Regions from separate parts of the Mus musculus genome. Here regions 2 and 3 are each linked to region 1. The links are chromatin contacts, found by POLR2A ChIA-PET in ENCODE. All regions are on one chromosome and are shown on one strand. Each heading gives the region's core, a stretch centred on a gene start or an enhancer-like site at or near the end of the contact. The rest is flanking DNA. Distances are from core to core; before and after follow the strand shown. Region 1 holds the start of Kmt5b (lysine methyltransferase 5B). Region 2 overlaps Lrp5 (low density lipoprotein receptor-related protein 5). Region 3 has its middle 18 kb from the start of Gm51271.

Region 1 (3,015 bases), core at 263-2,762:
TACCCAAACTGGCTGGCGTTTCTGTCAAAATAAATAAATAAATAAATAAGAACGGGGAACAGTTACAAGGAGAAGCGAGTTCCTCTAAGGAATCCATCCACTCGGCAGCCTCCCAACCCCTCAGGCCTGTGTCAGACAGTTTTAAGTCTAGAAAGCAGGTTTAAAAAACAAACAAACAAATCAAGTCAGGCAATCCATCTTGTCTGCTCCTCTGAGAGGACTGTCTCAGAGTGAGCGCCATCAGAAAGTTCAAGATGAACTTCACGTCTCCTCCTCTCCTTCTTGCACTCTGGCTGAACGAGCGGATGACAGATCGAGTGACGCCAGTGCCACTGCGTGGGGCCCGAGCGACTGCCCCCCACCCCCACCCCACCCCCGCGCGCGACAGTCTGAGCCTGGAGCAACAGGAAACGAGGCTCGGGCCAAAACAAAAACAACCGAAAGTTCGGCGAGCCGGCGCGAGCAGATTGGGCGAGACGCTTGCCGGCCGCCCATTGGAGAAGAGGAAAAACACAGTCCCCCAATCCCGAGCGGCCGAGCAGCTCCCCTCGTGCGGCCGCGACCCGGCCCTCGCCGACCGCTACCGCTCCCTTCCGGCCGCCGCCAACACTGCAGGCCGTGCTCGCTCGCCCGGCCGCCCCGGCCCCGCAGCCCCGCCCCGCGGCCCGGTTCCTGCACGCACGCACGCACGCACGTACGTCCTCCGCGGCTCACCGCCAGCACTGCCGGTCTTCCAGCACCGGGCCCGTCCAAGAGCTCCGCCACCGAGCTCCCGAAGCGCCCGGCTACACTTTTTGGTCCCTCCAGAAAAATTAATCACCAAAAAATATTTCCTCAGAAAAAAAAATTGGAGAGTAAAATCCAATATGGCGGCACGGACGTAGCACCGCCCGCTGCCTCCGCTGACGGAAGGGGGGGGGAAATAAAGGAGTCCGCGTCCGCCGAGGGGCCCCCCCAACCCTGCCGCCACGGCCACCACCGCGGCCCGCGCCAAGCCCCTGTCCCCGAGCCCTGGCTCGCAGCGCCGGGCCACCCCCGCCTCACAGTCCTCGGGCCTCACCTCCACCTCGCGCGCAGTCGCGGGATCTGAGAGGCATCCGCCGACTTCGGGGCTTCGCGTCCTGCGTTCTCGCGCAGCGCCGGGTGCCGCCTCCGGTCCCCGGGCGTCCTCACCTCATAGCCCCCGAGCCTCGCTGCCGCGCCGCAGACGCGTCGCCGCCCCCGGTGAGCCACCCGGACACCGCCCGGGCTCGGTGGAAGGACACGAAAAGGAGTCCACGACTGACGGCGGAGGGACACCACGCCGACACCGAGCGTGCGCGCACCTTTGCTCCGCGCTAGTGGCCGCGATGGCTTCGACGGAATTCTGCGGGAAGAGGCTGAGAGACACCAGAGAGAATGAAGTTCCCTGCCGCGGCACCCGACAGCGGAGGCACAAGAGTAAATCCCCCCCACCACCACCACCAAAGAAACCACGTCGTTGCCGTCGCTGAGCCTCGAGGCGGAGGGATCGCAGCGAGAGTCGTTCGAAGATCCCTCCGCCCGGCTGCCCTTTAAATCTCGGTGGAGGCGGCGTCGCCGCGCGCCCGGTGGGCGCCACCTAGTACCCCGGCCGCTTGCTGCCCCGCGGGGTTGGCCCCCGCCCCCGTCTCGTGCGCACCTGCACCTACCAGGGACAGCTCCCGAGCTGCGATTTCAGGGGGCAACTGCGAGGCGCACGGCGCTCCGGGCCCGCTGTGCCTCCGGGGTGCACTGAGGGGAGGCGGCCGGGAATGGCGAGTTTCTTTGTTGTGGGGATGGGTGTCGTTGGAAGCAGAAACACCCTTCAAGACCATGTGGGCCACCTGAACGGTACCACGCGGGAGGCGGGGAGGGAGCGTGCTTTGGGTCCCCCGTGCTGACACCGGCCGCTCCTTGAGCACCTACTGAGTGACAACCTTTCCACGACGCAGCCACTCCTCGCCCTCTTCGGGCTCAACCGGCGCAAGAAAGGCGGTTTGGTCCTCCGGGAGCTTGGGGCGGAAGATCCGGAGTGGCTTGCACCCACGCCTGGGGTATGGTGAAGCCCCACCCCTTGGATCTTGCAGTTGGATAAGGGGTGCCTCACAACAATAACGAGGGTCACATCCTTGTCCCTAACCAGACGTCGTTCCCAACGATCTGGTGTGTCCCTTTATTTGTCCCTCAGGGTAATCCCCAGAGGTCGAGAGTATTGTGGGTTCCAGTTTACACACAGGGAAATTGAGGCATGGACTAGTTGGGTGACTTTTCAACTACTCAGGGCTGGAGCCAGAGCCTCTTATACACTATTCTATGAAAAACGCAGGCTTTAAAGTGAAGCAGGTGGTTGGGACCTGAAGGAGGTGTTTGAGGTTGTCACGTATTGAAGCAAACACCTGAGTGAGGTGGAGGGTGTTATGGAAAGGTACGAAAATGTCCAGGCAATGGAAAGAAAGAATGCAACTCCAGCGACACATGAGACAGGGAGAACAGCTGAGGCCATTGCAGGAGGGCCCCAGCCTGCCTCGGTTCCCTGCAAACACCACTACCACACTGAACACTCACATACCTTAGCATAGTAGGCATTTTCTAGAGGATGGCTCAGCAGAGTCAAGCAAATACCAACTTAGCTCCCATTGCCCTTGCCTCTTTGATCTTGAGTACTTGACGACGCTTGTTATCCCCTTCCATAGATGGGAAACAGAGGCACAGAAACCTGCTAAGGACACATAGCTGGGAAGGTATATTTCTTCAAAACCAGAATTCCTGTGCTGACCTCAGCTGTGTGACCTGTATCCTCAGTCTACAGACCATCTTGGGAGTGGGCAGTGGGCATAGGAGACCAGTCACAGGAGATACAGGGCTTGACACTTCAGGTCGACTTCCTGCCCTTTCCAGTCACCTGTTGCATCGGATCTATCCTGCTGTATTCCCTTTTTGTAGACACAGCTAACAATTCCTTTGATCTTAGTTTTGTTGTGTTTTTCTAGTTTCTTAATACCGCTACCCCACAAG
Region 2 (3,015 bases), core at 372-2,871, 86 kb after region 1:
CACGCAACCTGGAGTCAGTCAGGGAGTCTGAGGTGAACAGTGTGGAGCTGGGGTTATTATTATTATTACTTTTATTACTACTACTATTGGTTACTTTTTTAAAATTTGAGAACAGAGTTGACAGTAACTGTGTTCGGCTTGAAACTAGATGTGTAGACTAGGGTGACCTTGAACTACTCACAAAGATCTTCCTGCCTCTGCCTCTGCCTCTCGAGCACTGGGATTAAAGATGTGTGCCACCATACTTGGCTCTGGAACTGATTTTTTTTTTTAAAAGACTTGTTTGTATTTTAAGTTATGTGTGCACGTGTGTGAGTGCAGTTTACCACTGGGGTTCAGAAGAGGGCATCGATCCCCTGGAACTAGAAGTACAAGCCATTGTGAGGTGCCCAGGTACATGCTGGGACCACACTCAGGTCCTCCGCCAGAGCAGAAACTATGGGAGCAGCAGCTGGGTTCACTGTCATCTAAGATTCACGAGGTGGAGGCCGGAGGGGCCCCAGCTCAAGGTCAGCCCTCTCCCATCAACCAAGAAATAAAAATTAAAAATTGGGATTAAAGGTCCTGGAGAGATGGCTTAGTGGTTAAAAACACTTAACCTGGTCTTATTAGAGGACCAGGGTTCAGTTCCCAGCATGCACGTGGCAGCTCACAACCATTTGTAGCTTCAGTCCCAGGTGATCCATCACCCCATCACCCCTCTGTGGCACATAAATAGGTAAACTGTGCATACACATGAAATAAAAGCAAATCTTACAAATGTTGGGGTTGGAGCTTACACCTAGGAGTTAACAGCTCTCCCAAGCATGCCGGGCCCAGGCACTGGACTTATGTGGATTACAGTCATTATTATAAAACCTTTTCATTGTTCCAAAGCAAACCCCATTTTTATTGAACAGTGGTTTCCCATCTCTTTACTACAGTTTTTGTTTTGTGTCTGGGATCTGCCTGTTCTGGGCACTTTTGGAGGGTGGTAGGAGTGATGGTATCTTTCTGTGTTGCCTAGGCTGGCCTTGAACTCCTGGGCTCAAGTGATTCCCCCTGCCTCAGCCTCCTGGGTAGTTAGCATTAGCCAGCTTGTACCTGGCTGGATTTCATATGTATTCTGTCTGACATCTTTGTAGCATGTGGCAGTCCATCCCCCTTTTTATGGCTGAGTGATATCTGCTATGCAGATAGACCAGAGTTTATCTGTTTGTTCACTGGTTGACTTGTCCTGGTTGTCTGTGGCTTTCAGCAAATGAGCTGCAGGGGGGCTGGGGGGGGGGACGGGGACGGGGACGGGAACGGGACTGTGGCAGGAGGTTCAGAAGTGTGACAGGCAATGGGGACAAGCTGGACAGACTGTGCTGGCCTCCAGCCAGTCTGTGTTTCCCTTCACATCCATCTGCATGGAGCCTGGGTCCTGAGAGTGTGGAATGAGTCTCCTGTTTGGCCTCCCAGGGAGTCTCAGAGGGAGCTGGACTCTGTGGTCAGGAGGCACCAAGCTGGATCACTTCTTAGCCTCTAGAAACAGGAGTCTGTGGGGCAGGCGTGGTGGGAGCCGAGGGCTGCACCCAGCTTCTGGGCTTCGTGACTCTGCTCACATTTGCTTGGAAAGCCTCACATGGGCTCTGAGCCAGCCGCCTGGGGCAGAGCCGTCCAAGTGTGACGGGTGGAGGCAGCTGTGGAGCCCACAAGGAGGTAGCCCCAGGCCTAGCTGGCGGGTCTACCCCGATTTCCTTCCAGCCTCTGGAAAGTGGCTTGCTGGCTCTTAGCCTCAGTTTCCACATCTACAAAATTGAGCTGATCGGCCAGCCTTGCCAGCACCTGTGGGATCTGTGAGGCTTGGGAGGACACAGTGTTCCTTCCCTTACCACCATAGTGAGGGAGATACTTGGAGGCCGCCTTGGATACCCAGGCTCCCTTTAAAGGGAGGCTGAGTGCAGGCTGCAGAGCTGAACTTCTTGTCCTGTGTTGGGCAGAGATGCTGCAGATTAGTTCTTTTGGGGTGGCCAAGCCAAAACTAAAGGCCCCACCTGGCTGAGAGGGGACTTGGGCCATTGTGTAAGTGTCCTGTCTAAGTCATATAGGATTTGTGTGGCAGATATAGTGCTTTTGCTAGCGTAGTAGGTGTCCTTTGGTCCCTGCACTCAGCCCCAAGGGATCGTTCGTTATGTAGCTCTAGCCTTGGGCTTCCGGCGCGTCCTTGGCTGCTCCTGTGGGAATGGTTGACAGCTCAGTGACTTCCAGTGAGCACTGCCTCCTGCAGAATGGTTGGCAGCTCACTGACTTGCAGTGAGCACTGCTTGATCAGGAGGACCCTGGTCCACTGTGGTAACCTTGATTTCCAGTGGAACCTGCTGTGCCCCGAGGGGCCCTCAGCATCTCCTGTTTTCTGCTCCTCAAGCCTGGGGTCTCTTGGCCATGGACCCTTTGGAAGGTTTTTATGGTGACATGTGCCCTTTTAGGGGTAGAAGGCTGCCCTTTCTGGGTGTTTTCCTAGTTGTCTTGTGAGATGACAAGTTCTGGGGGCATCTACTTTCAGCTTGCCAGGGTGCCGTTTACCTTGTGGCTAAACTGAGGCATGGTTTTGTCAAGGAAGGGGACTCAGCCTCTCTGGGAGTCTTGGGGGGTCTCCAGGCTCCTCCAGAATTGGGCAGTGGCTCCTCTCCTAGAAAGGAGCCCATGAGGCATTGCATGCCTTGGGTGTCAGTGCAGGTGTCTAGGACGGCTAAGGGACCCGCACCCCATCACGGCTTTCTGCCTTCATATGGAGCCCTGGAGTGTCCTCCTCTTGTGCCTCTGTTTTCATAAAGGTAAACGTGAGCGGGCCCATTCTCTGAGGTCCTTCCAAGCCTAGCCAAGTTTTTACCTGCTCCTCTTGCCTGGCTCTGTTGCTTCCAATCTGTCCCTTGCGAGTGTAGTTGGCACCACACTGGCCTCAAAAGTGTTCTCTCAGGTTCTTTGCAGCCCTTCCAGTATCCCTTTCAGGTCTGTTCTGCTGTCTCACCAGCCTATGGGGCCGCCCAATCT
Region 3 (3,015 bases), core at 302-2,801, 65 kb before region 1:
AGAAGTCATGTGGCAATCACATCCTGCACCTCTCTTGCCTCCTAGTTACCTGACCTAGTGACTGAGGACCGGAGGGCCTTGACCGGGTGCTTGCCACACTGGTTTCGGCTTTGCCAATGCAGAACCCTACTCCCTGCTTCCCACTTCAGGGAAAGGATTCGGAGTGAGGATAGAGAGCAGGTTCTCAACCAGCTCAGCCCCTGCTTGCTGCAGCTCAGCCCCTGCTTGCTGCACGCCCTCCCTTAGCTCAGCTTAGCTTCCCTGTCTGTGTTTCTTGGCTGTAAACAGAGGCAGGCCCAGAAGGCTGCTTGCGTTTGGATGATGCTGGGTTGGAGGCTGTGAAATTCCCAGGAGCAGGGCATCTTTGTGTTGAGAGGTGGCCCAGCAGAGGACACTGCATCCCACATCCTCCGGCAGCGCTTTCTCAGGCCCCAGGGCTGTGACAGTGGCAGGGTGAATCAAGACGGTTATTATACCCAGGGCCCAACACGGAGCAAACTGCTGGTCTCTCCTTTCAGCCTCTCCTCTTCTGGGATTCAGTGGTTTAGAACGGGTCCTGGGTACAGTCCTTTCCTCAGTATGGCTTTCTGGGCGACTGCCTCCCTAGGACAGAGGGACAATGACAAGTGCAGGGCTCTTAACTGTGTAGCTCTAAGACTTTAACTTCAGGTCTTTCTGAGCCCTGCCAGGATATGATGCTGAGACACTGGGGTAGCTGGGCTGGCTGGAGGTTTCTATCTCTAGTGAAGGTACCTGAACGTATGTATACCAACCCACATAGGCTTCCCAGGGCCAAGTCCTAGCCAGGTCCAAAGGACTCTGGGTATCTTGTGATATCACAACTGAGTGGAAGGAGGTGAGTGCATTTGAGAGACATGAAGTGTGGGAGCGGGGATGGCTCAGAAATGATACTGTGAGAGGGTCCAAGTCAGAGAAAAGCAGGTAAGAAGCGGGTTTTGATCACACCTCAGCGCTGTGAGCTACACCTACCTGCACCTGCACCACTTCAGACCCCAACCCACCAGGGCCCCTCATAGCTCCTTGGACCTCAGGTCTTCCCAAGGCCTGTGAAGTAGACCCTGTGGTCTGAGTGACACTGGTCAGGTTTCTTCTAGAAACAGAGATGAGGAACCCACGAGAGACTTGTGTGGGCTTTGAGGCACATGTTCTATAAGGCAAGAACTGACTCAGGTCTCTGTTACCACACTTAGACCCAGCTGCAGCTCCAGGGTCTAGAGGGAGTTGAATATTAACTCTTCTGGTGGGTGGCCCCAGGTAAGCAAACATAGCTGTCACATGTCAACAGCGGCTTCCTCCTGCTGACCTGGCCACTTGCCTGGCACTGTCTGCCACGCTGGCATAGAGTGGGTGGCTCAGGCTGCCAGATAGGAAGGGGAAAGGACCGCCTGGATCCAAGCCACCTGCCTGGCCCACTCAGCCTCAGCACTCTAATGACTGTGGGCAGATAGAATCTATGGGCTGGACGGGCTTCTGCATTCAGCTCTAAAGAGGCCTCCTGAGTCACTTCCTCCCTGGGTCAGGCAGGGGCAGGACCAGGCTCCCATGGCTGGTGGCCCTGGGGCTGGGGCTGGGACAGATTGTGTGAAACCAGAGAATAGATTTAGGAATTAGGTCACAGGAGGCTCTGTGACCTCCCAGCTTATCTGGCCACAAAAAGCCACACATCTTTCTGCTGTGTACACTCTTTTTTTTTTCTTTGTTTGGTGTACTGGGCTTATTTATTTTCTAAATATTATCACTTCTTGGCCTTTTGGCTAAGACCAAGTGTATTTTATTTATTTATTTATTTATTTATTTATTTATTTATTTATTTTTTAAAGATTTATTTATTTATTATATGTAAGTACACTATGTAGTTGTCTTCAGACACTCCAGAAGAGGGAGTCAGATCTCGTGATCGGATGGTTGTGAGCCACCATGTGGTTGCTGGGATTTGAACTCCTGACCTTCGGAAGAGCAGTCGGGTGCTCTTACCCACTGAGCCATCTCACCAGCCCTTATTTATTTATTTATTTATTTATTTATTTATTTATTATACATAAGTACACTGTAGCTGTCTTCAGACGCACCAGAAGAGGACATCAGATCTCATTACGGATGGTTGAACTTCGGACCTTCAGAAGAGCAGTCGGGTGCTCTTACCCACTGAGCCATCTCAACAGCCCCCCCAAGTGTATTTTTAAATATTGTTTACTTATTCATTAAAGTTTTCTTTGTTTTTATTTTATGTGAATGGATGTTTTGCCTGCATGTAAGTATGTATGCACACTACATGCGTGCAGTGACTGAAAGGCCAAGGGAGAGCATTGGATCTGCTGGAGCTGAAGTAATAGGTGGTTGATGATGCCCATGTTGGTGCTGGGACTTGAACTCTGGTCCTCGCCTTTCCCTTCACAGTCTCCTGAGGGCCCCGAGCTGGGCTCTGCCTGCTGACTTTCTCTCCTAGATAGCCTGTCTATCCTTATCTCCAGGACTTTGCACACATCCCCTGCATCCCTGCCCTGGGCAGCTGGTGTTCCAGGGGTTAGCAGATAAAGAAGAGTCCCACCTCTAAGGGCCGCAGCAGCCGTACCCTCCCAGGAGATGCCAAGGGCACCCAGTGTGGCTCCCCCACTTTTCAGGCTTCTTTCTCAGTTGTATTTGATTGACGGCTGGGTCACTCACCCTGCTTTATCTGTTCGCTGACCTTTGGACAAGCTGCCCGTGGCCCCATTGAGCCCGTGCAAGACAAGTAGAAAACAATGAGTGTTTCTTAAAAGTTGTTTTTATGGGCTGGTGAGATGGCTCAGTGGGTAAGAGCACCCGACTGCTCTTCCAAAGGTCCAGAGTTCAAATCCCAGCAACCACATGGTGGCTCACAACCATCTGTAACAAGATCTGACGCCCTCTTCTGGAGTGTCTGAGGACAGCTACAGTGTACTTACATATAATAAATAAATAAATCTTAAAAAAAAAAAAAAGTTGTTTTTATTTTGAAATTCACTTACAAAATAG

The links. ChIA-PET counts read pairs that join two places held with the same protein, here RNA polymerase II (POLR2A).
Region 2: POLR2A ChIA-PET joins it to region 1 with 10 read pairs in Patski. The contact joins the enhancer-like site here to the promoter of Kmt5b in region 1. POLR2A ChIA-PET finds 5 or more read pairs at or near these places in 2 of 5 experiments (Patski and embryonic stem cell).
Region 3: POLR2A ChIA-PET joins it to region 1 with 17 read pairs in Patski. The contact joins the enhancer-like site here to the promoter of Kmt5b in region 1. POLR2A ChIA-PET finds 5 or more read pairs at or near these places in 3 of 5 experiments (Patski and embryonic stem cell).

The regions. Positions count from the first base shown.
Region 1 is chr19:3,766,386-3,769,400 of GRCm38, reverse strand. It overlaps Kmt5b (lysine methyltransferase 5B), which reads right to left and starts at 1,512. Exons shown (of 11, transcript NM_001379678.1): 1 at 1,061-1,512.
Region 2 is chr19:3,680,087-3,683,101 of GRCm38, reverse strand. All of the region lies in intron 1 of Lrp5 (low density lipoprotein receptor-related protein 5), which reads left to right. Among named protein-coding and RNA genes, the nearest start is that of Gm36672, 5.0 kb to the left of the region's middle. Within about 2 kb of position 1,621, at least 1 of the 3 ENCODE cell types and tissues checked has a DNase peak (open chromatin) inside an H3K27ac peak, as active enhancers do.
Region 3 is chr19:3,831,532-3,834,546 of GRCm38, reverse strand. No RefSeq gene overlaps it. Among named protein-coding and RNA genes, the nearest start is that of Gm51271, 18 kb to the left of the region's middle. Within about 2 kb of position 1,551, at least 1 of the 3 ENCODE cell types and tissues checked has a DNase peak (open chromatin) inside an H3K27ac peak, as active enhancers do.